Linked DNA regions of Homo sapiens: region 2 is linked to region 1. The links are chromatin loops, found by intact Hi-C in ENCODE. Cell type or tissue: Calu3. All regions are shown on one strand. Links, peaks and the distances in the headings refer to the core of each region. The heading gives the core; the rest is flanking DNA.

Region 1 (4,404 bases), core at 177-4,176:
TATGGGCTCTGTTCTGGGATGCAGCTGAGTTACTTGGAAACAGTTTAAATAGTTTCAGTTCTTGCTTTTAAGATTTTTTAAAGGCAGAATCAAAGAAGTGCTCAGTCTAGGGTTAATTATTTCTTTCTACTGATGCATGAACTTTCTGTGTACTCTACTCAGTGTCTCATGAATCTGGAAGTTTCCATTTTGGCTGGAAGGGGCAGGTGCTCTTTTCCATCCTGTGTGAGCTCCAGGAACTGCAGCCCATCGTCTCAGGTGGTTCTTTTCCTGGCTTGAGTGGTTTACTCACACATATACTAATTATATTCATCTGAGTATTAGAAGGAGACCATCTGGAGCTCTCCAAATTTGTTCTCTTTGCAATTCTCTGCTTTCTGGTACTCTTTCCCTTCTATTCCAGCCACCTGGGCCTTCCTGGACTCTCAGCTCTGTCTTCTTCACTCTGGGAGTCCACTAGGCTTCCCCTGGGTTCCTTATCCTTGCACTGTGGCCTGGAATCTCTTTCAAGGCAGAAATCTGGGGACAGCTGTAGGGCTTACCGTCTTTGTTTCCAGTTTCACATGATCATTTACTGCCTGATGTCCAGTGTCTGGCAAACCACGGTGTCATATCTTTTGTCTGGTTTTTGTTTGTTTCTGGTGGAAAGGAACTCTGGTTTCCGTTATACCATCATGGCCAGAGCCTAATGTAAGGGCCAAGGGAAAGCTTCCTCTTTACCCTCTGAAGAGTCACTGAAAAATCATAACAAAGGGCAGAATAATAGTAGAAATGGCCTACAAATTTATTAGTGTGCAGGTGGGGAAAATTACAGAGTGATTATCGCAACCCTCTAATGGGCTACAGAAACTTATATATCACCTTGAGGTTATAAAAAGAATGGGGCCTCAGAGCATGGCCCAAAACTGGTTATGGTGGTGACATGGTTTGGATTTCTGTCCCTGCCCAAATCTCACGTGGAATTGTAATCCCCGATGTTGGAGGAGGGGTCTGGTAGGAGGTGATTGGATCATGGGGGTGGATTTTCCCCTTGCTAGTCTCGTGGTAGTGAGTGAGTTCTCATGAAATCTGATTGTTTAAAAGTGTGTAGCACCTCCCGCTTCGCTCTCTTCCTCCTGCTCTCACCATGTAGGACATGCCTGCTTCCCCTTCGCGTTCTGCCATGATTGTAAGTTTCCTGAGGCCTCCCCAGCCCTGCTTCCTGTACAGCCTGTAGAGCCACGAAGCCAATTAAACCTTTTTTCTTATTAAATTACCCAGTCTCAGGTAATGCAATGCAAGAACAGACTAATAGAGGTGGTAAAATAGGTTATAATAATAAGACAGATTATGGGAGGGAGAAAAGAGGAGGCCTGGCTAGCAAAGGTGGTCTCGTTATGTAGATGAAACCTCACAGGTATCGGCCCTCAGAAAGATTAGGTGGTATGTTTCTTGCAGACCTCTAAAGGTGTCAGACTCTCAGTTTATCTTTCCTCGATCCAGGCAAGGGAGAGTCTCAGAGAAACCTGGCTGCATCAAGGCAGATTCTCTGGCTTTTTTTCTAAAATAAATTTTTTATAAATAGAGACGGGGGTCTCCCTATGTTTCCCAGGCTGATCTCAAACTCCTGGGCTCAAGTGATCCTCCTGCCTCAGCCTCCCAAAGTGTTGAGATTACAGGTGTCAGCCACCACGCCTGCCTCAAGGCAGATTCTCTACAGATGCAAATCTCCTGACAAAAGACAGCCTTTTAGCCATGATGATATTTCAAGCCCCCTATGAATAGCCGTATATCTTGGGGTGAAATATTTTGGTTTCTTTCATTAAGGATCCTATTACGCATCTTTGAAATGGTGGTTAGGATTATTTTGAGTTACTGTGTTTTGCAATCCACCACTAGGTGGCAATGTTATACAGCTGAGATTCTTTTCAGTAAAGGAACCCTGCAAAGCATTTCTAGGTTATTCTAAGAGATACACGGAATTATATATTTGGTCTTGGTTTGGGTATAACAGTCTGTTTTATTGAGTTCCATTTTATTCCTATATCTGTTATTGTGGAATTTTTACTTCAGTGTAAAATTAGTAAAGTTATTTTGCCTAAAATAATACATGCTATAGATTGAAATGATTTATGGTATGTTCCTCACTATGGTCAGTAGTAGATATGATACACTCGTTAGGGAAACTTTTCACCTACAGGGGATTTAAATATATTTATGAGGGCAGTCATCGACATCCGTTTGTGTCTGGTTTGTAAGACCAGCCCAGAAAAGAATAAGATGTGTCTACTGCCTCTGGGGGCTTCTGTCCTTGTGAGGAGACACACAGGTGGACCACAGGCACAGTCCCAGGCTTGTGTGTGCTCTTCAACTGTCTGGGGTTGTCTAGAAGCTTCCCAGAGGAGGTGACCATTGAGCAGGGTTTAAAAGATGTGTAGAAATTTTCTACTTGAGAAAAGGGCAGATAGCAGTTCATGCCTAACAGTGCAGCAGAGAAAGAGACAGGGACTTAAGCATATCATAAGAAGATGACGAGAGTGGCAGGAAGTAAAAACAGGGACGTGGCCTCAAAATGCCTGGCACACTCCATGTGCTGCATGACCATTTCACATATAAATAGAGTAAGACTGCTAGGGTCCATCTCTGAAGATGATATTGCAGATCGAATTTCTTTCATATTTATTAATATAAAATAATGTCAGTTGGAGATATACAATTTTGCTCCTCACCGGTGGATCATCCTGTGCATATGGGGTAGACAGACCTCCTTGGAGACCCCGCATTAGATGACTCTGGCTGCGGCGGGGAGAGACTACAGGATGCGGGCAGCAGCGAGCACACAGTGACCAAATACAAGGTTCTTGCCCGTCGGTAAAGAATCGGAGCAAAGATCGGCTAGACTTAGATAAATAATTAGGTTGGGCTCAAAAGAACAAAATAAATTTCATCTCAGACACTTGTAAATTAGCAAAACAAATAAATTAAACATCATCATTATTATTATTTTTTGAGACAGAGTCTCGCTCTGTGCCTCAGGCTGGAGTGCGGTGGCGCCATCTCGGCTCACTGCAAGCTCCGCCTCCCGGGTTCACGCCATTCTCCTGCCTCAGCCTCCTGAGTAGCTGGGACTACAGGCGCCTGCCACCACGCCCGGCTAATTTTTTTGTATTTTTAGTAGAGACGGGGTTTCACCGTGTTAGCCAGGATGGTCTCGATCTCCTGACTTCGTGATCCGCCCGCCTCGGCCTCCCAAAGTGCTGGGATTACAGGCGTGAGCCACCGCGCCCGGCCAACAATTATTATTTAAAAAGTTCTGCATTCAAAAGTAATATTGGTTTAGAATTACCTCAAGGAGACAATTTCATGACTAATTCTACTGCCTAATTGTTAGAGAGGGTAAGATGGCTGAACTAACATGGACCTTCCCGGTGGCTCCGTGAGGACAGTCGGGAAATGACGTGCTCCTTGTGAATGGCTGAGAAAAAGCACCTGTGTGACATCTAATCATCCAGACCGGTGGTTCTCCAAGTGGGGTGGGGACTCCTGCAGGGCCTCACAATCCTTTCAGAGATTCTACAAAGTCAATACTATTTTAATAATAACAGCAAAATATTACCTGTCTTTTTGATTCTCACTCTACTATGAGTGTACAGTGGAGTTTTCCAGAAGCCATGTGGCGTGATATTGCAACTCACTGAATACAGGAGCAGAGAGAGAATCCAGCGGGTTTATATCAGTGTAGTAAAATAATTAAAAAAAAAAAAAGGAAAAGGAAAAGAGAATTCAGTGGATTGAGTTGACTGCAGGTGGGAGCATACTACAAACTAGTGAGTCCTTTTCTTCAACAAGGTTTATTGGGAGTCTTCAGGCAGCCTGTCCTTGGCCTCTAGAAGCCCATGGTCTGGTGGAACAGCCAGACCAGCTGAAACCCTTACGCTGAAGGTATGGAAATGCTACAGGGCTTGTACTGGGAATCTCAACCCAGGCTTAGAGGATGAAGACAGCTGCCTGGAAATGTTGTCATCTCGCCTGAGTTACGACAATGGAGTACCAGTGAGTGGAATAAAGCGGAAGAGAGAGTGTGGGGCAGAGGCCAGAAGACAGTTTGATGGAAGGTGGTAGGAGAAACTACACTGTATTTTTGAGATGGATAAGAGGGAACAGGACAGGACAGGAAGGCGACAGCTGTCCTTAGGTGGAGCCCATCTAGCTGTTGTTAGCGTCGGTCTCAAATACACAATAAGTTGGTCTCAAATATGCAATATGAGAAAAATCCAAGAGCAAAACCAAAACAACACATAAGGAACAAAGGTACGCTGGAACATTTGACCTATGTTATCTGCCCCAGTGATGTCGATGTTGCTGAAAAGACTGGAGTTGGCATTCATCTCTCCGTTTCTTTGCCCACCGGTTAGTCTTCCAGAT
Region 2 (4,404 bases), core at 285-4,284, 1.3 Mb after region 1:
AAGTTTATTTCAGGTTGAAGAATTATATTTTCATAGTATTCTAGCATAATCATGCTACTTAAGGAATGAGATTTTTAACAAAGCCATATTCAATAGCGCTGTACTGCTTCATAATCATGGTAGTGATAAATATCGTTTCACAGATGGGATTTGAATATTGTTTGTTCAACTGATTATCATTTTAATATTCCTGAAATTCTTTCATTATATGACATGCACAAAAACCAGACTTTATCAATGTAATCAACTCTAATATCACTAGGTTAATGTTTATTGATTATTTTAATTTTCCTTTTAAAAGTTTTTCGTTTCATTTTGATATTGCAAAATAACTAAAGGATATTGCCAGAGTTGCTAATGAATATAGAAACTTAGTATATGATAAAGGCTTCATGTCAAAGCAGTAGAGAAATTTAAAAGAAAAAGATTAATTCTTTTCTAAAAATAGTATGAGATCATTGCTTAGTAGTGTAGAGAAAGATAAAATGAAAGCGTACAAATAGTAGAAGAATGCATGGATGCATTCCTCTATAAGCTAGGAATAGAAAAAGCTTTTCTTAAATATGACCCAAAATCTAGGAACAATTTGCTGAAAGAAAAATAAAAGTGCTGACATTAAAAAATCACGTAAAAATGCCAGAGCAAATGAAACGACAAATGAAAAACCGGGAAAATATTTGTGACTTATATTAGACCAAAGGGTCAATGTACCTAGTATATGAAGAGCATCCAAAAATAGAGAACATTGTAAGATAAGAATGGAGAAGAGGCATGCACGAAGAGTTCACTGGAAAACTAATACAAATGGCCCTTAAAAATAAAGATGCTCAGTCTTACTCAAAAATAAGATAAATGCACATTAAAAATACTTTGTAATATTATTTATCACCTATCATCACCTTTCCATCACCTGTTGGTGGGGGAGAGGGTTTGACCACTCACTTGGTTGACAAGATTTGAAGAAACATTGCTGGTAGGAATCAAAATGTTAATGAAATGAAAATATTAATAGGATGAAAAATAGCATAACACGTATACAAGAAAATCTAGCAAGACATAACAGAACTGCATGAACATTAATTTTGTGTTTGACCTTAGTAGTGGGATAAAATTACCTTTTTATTAAATGCTGCTATGTTCCTGGTTAATAAAGTATAAAAGCTAATCTGAAGGGATCAAACTGCTTTCAAGTAACTTAATCCCTACAAGTCAAAAGCAAAGTGAAACAGACAAACCTAACTACCAAAGTGATTGCTTGACAACCCAGAAAGTATTTATTTCAAGTGAATTTAAAACACAGCAATCTGACTAGTGGCATAAGTCCTTAGGATAAAAGCAAAATTAAGAAATCTTAGATTGTTTTGAGTAATATGAGTTGTAATAATATTGATATGGTTAATCTGAAACTATGATATATACACACAAGCACACCTAGACATACACATAGTTGAATAAAGGAAGCGAGGGATAATATTAATACTTTATTGTAAATATATATACATAATCAAAGAAGTTAAAATGTATAATTCTACATTTAAATTCAAAATATCAGTATGAACATATTTTTTCCCCTCTGGAAAAAACAAAAACATATTCCTAACTACATCCATTGAAAAAGCCTAGAAATAATTACCCAGACCAGGAACAGTGAGCCCCTAGCACCCAGATTTTTTAATGTAAATATCATTTCTCACTAAAGTGAACCAAGACATTTGGAATAAGTAGCTGATTCAGGTGAGTCTGGAGCATTTTACATGAGAAATCACATGTGTTAACAAAGATGGGACACTTTGGCATCAGAAAGAATAACCTGCAATGCATGAAAACATACACAAAATGTTAAATCTAAAAATTTATAATTTAAAAACCCAATTGTTACTTTTGGAGAAGGCTAAGGAATCAGCTTATTATTCTGAAAAGCAGTAAGCCAAGGGGAAGTACATAACAATTATTATGCCTTGACTTGGTTTCCTCAATGTAATCGAACCGCTGATTAGATAAATAAATATATATGTGATTCCAGTTGTTAAGACAGAAGTTATAATGAACAATTATTGTTTTTCCACTTGATAAAACTATTGGTTCTAGGGACTGTTCAGTGATAACTAATATGTTACATAAAAAATGGAGAAGTTTATAATGGATGGATCAAGCTGACATCACTAGAATTTACTCATTAAATATCATGAAAGAGGAAGCCAGACATTAATTGTCCCTTGATGTGTTACAATAGAAGGTGCCATGATGCCACCTATAGGATGCTCTTGCCAAAACATTGGCCCTAAATCTCATCAAGCCTTTAGATGTAACCACAGTTTATATAACACACCAAGGAGAGCGGGACATGCCAACTAAAACCATGATATTGCAATCCTCAATACTCAGAATGTGGAATATTCCACAAGACCAACAATCTTGACTCCTCAACAAATAAATTACAGAAAAATAATAAATACGGAAACCTATTGATTAATACATCCTTAAAGACATAGCCAAATTCAGTGGGTTGATCTTACTTGAATTTTGATTTAAAACATATTATATATGCATATAATGATAGCTGGGTGTATAGTTATGGTCAAAATGATAAGTCATAGATTTCAGACATTATAGATGTTGCAGAAAAGAAGACACAGTCCCTGGCCCCAAGGAACTTAAAATCCATTATAAATGGGAGTGAAAAGAGTCTGAGAGTGAAGCTTTTTCTATTAACCGAGTTAATCTTCCATTGCATTCTCCACCACAGCACTTTATAAATCTTCTCTAGAACTGTGCTGTCCCTAATGTTATCTACTAGCCACATGTGGGTGTTAAGCCATTCAGTGGAGCTAGTGTGTCTGAGAAAACACATTTTTTATTTTTATTTAAATTCAAAAATCAGTGCTCATTTAAGTTATTGGAAATATTTTAAATGTAATTGGAACAGCATGAGTTTGCAAATCTACTTTTCAACGGCAAATTTTATGAAATCTTAATACAGCTCATGTATTTCTAAGGAAGATTTAGTGTTCAAATTAAGATGTGCCATAATTATGAAATAGACACCTGATTTTGAAGGTTTGGTATATGATAAATTTTGTGAAATAGCTCATTCTTATTTTTATATTGATTACATATTTAAATGATAATTTTTATATACAAATTAAGTACAAGTATTACTAAATTCATTTCTTTTTTACTGTATTAATGTTGCTATCAGCAACTTTAAATGTGTGATTTATAATTTTAAATGATAAATGCATAACTTATCATTTTAGATTATAAAATTTTAAATTTGGATCTTTTCTTTTTTCCAGTATTTATTGAGTGTTTACTATATGTCAAGTTCTATTTAAAGATGAAGAGACTACAGTTTCTGCCCTCAAGGAGCTTAAAGTCTAGTGGGTGAGGGAGACATTTAATTAAACATTACCACTTATTCTGATAAATGCTAGAGCAGCACTGTCCAACAGAAACATAATGCACAACACATTATAATTTTAAAATCTGAGTTATCATATAAGACTCAAATGGTGCAGTATCTTCTTTCCAAAGATGCTGCAGGTGTCCCGGACCACACTGCTGCTTCTCCAATAGCACCCTCTGCCAAGCACACTGACTTGGCCAGAAGTCCTGGGTATACACCCCACCCATGCTGCCCTTTTTGTGCTGAGTTTTCTCTTCTCTTCTTGACTTAGAAGAAATGTTCTTGGGGGATAGGATCTGGCTTCAAATGAATCTTGATAATATTATGCCTCCAAGATTTAGGTATATTTCCTGCTCTGCAGCGTAATTTAGTCGGTCTTGAGTGATGCAAATTATCCATCTATCATCTATATACCTATCTATCTATGTTTGTATCTATCTGCATAGCTTCTCTGTTCCTACCATAAGTTATACTCATCTTTCTCTCTGCCTTAGTTCATGCTGCTTCCCTTACCTAAAAGCCATTTTCTCAGCTTTACTCTAATCCACTGTTTTATAAGAGTGTGTTGTAGGACTGTTGTTCTCCCTTTTCCCTGAACTCCCAGCTAGCTTCTGTGGAAATTGTGACATACTTTTCTGCAACTAACCACTTAATTTATTTTCTTTTAAAAAATAATAATAGTAATTGTATATTTATTTCTTCAGACCCCTCTTTTGAGACCTTTTGCCTCTCTGTGCCTTCATGAAGTCTAATCGATGCCCTCTATCAGAGCTTTGCAGAGTGCTGGAGCAGCATCAATCCTTTTGAACAGAGGTTTGGCTGCCATCGCGCAGGGCCAGGACTCAGGCCAGGAAAGTGAGGTGCTTAGGCTGCGCACTTCACAGCATCACAGGGTTGTTCAAGTGCTGATGTTGAGCCACAAATAGTCTAATATTACTGAAAACTTAGGGATAAGGATGTGGAATAGTGAGAGGTCAGACTGGACAGGCAGGTGAGGG

Evidence for each region. Peaks named below come from ENCODE experiments on the same cell type or tissue, not always from the same donor. Only the 100,000 strongest peaks of a DNase experiment are listed, where the experiment ranks them.
Region 2: a loop joins it to region 1, with 10 times the contacts of the local background. A loop is called at or near these places in 6 of 110 quality-filtered maps.

The regions. Positions count from the first base shown.
Region 1 is chr16:75,787,481-75,791,884 of GRCh38, forward strand. The region is part of intron 2 of LOC105371348 (a long non-coding RNA gene); the gene reads left to right. Among named protein-coding and RNA genes, the nearest start is that of CPHXL, 63 kb to the left of the region's middle. In Calu3, for the core only: a CTCF peak has its summit at 1,903 (motif pointing right); a DNase peak (open chromatin) is centred at 1,871.
Region 2 is chr16:77,041,051-77,045,454 of GRCh38, forward strand. No RefSeq gene overlaps it. Among named protein-coding and RNA genes, the nearest start is that of MON1B, 150 kb to the right of the region's middle. In Calu3, for the core only: a CTCF peak has its summit at 2,219; a DNase peak (open chromatin) is centred at 2,271.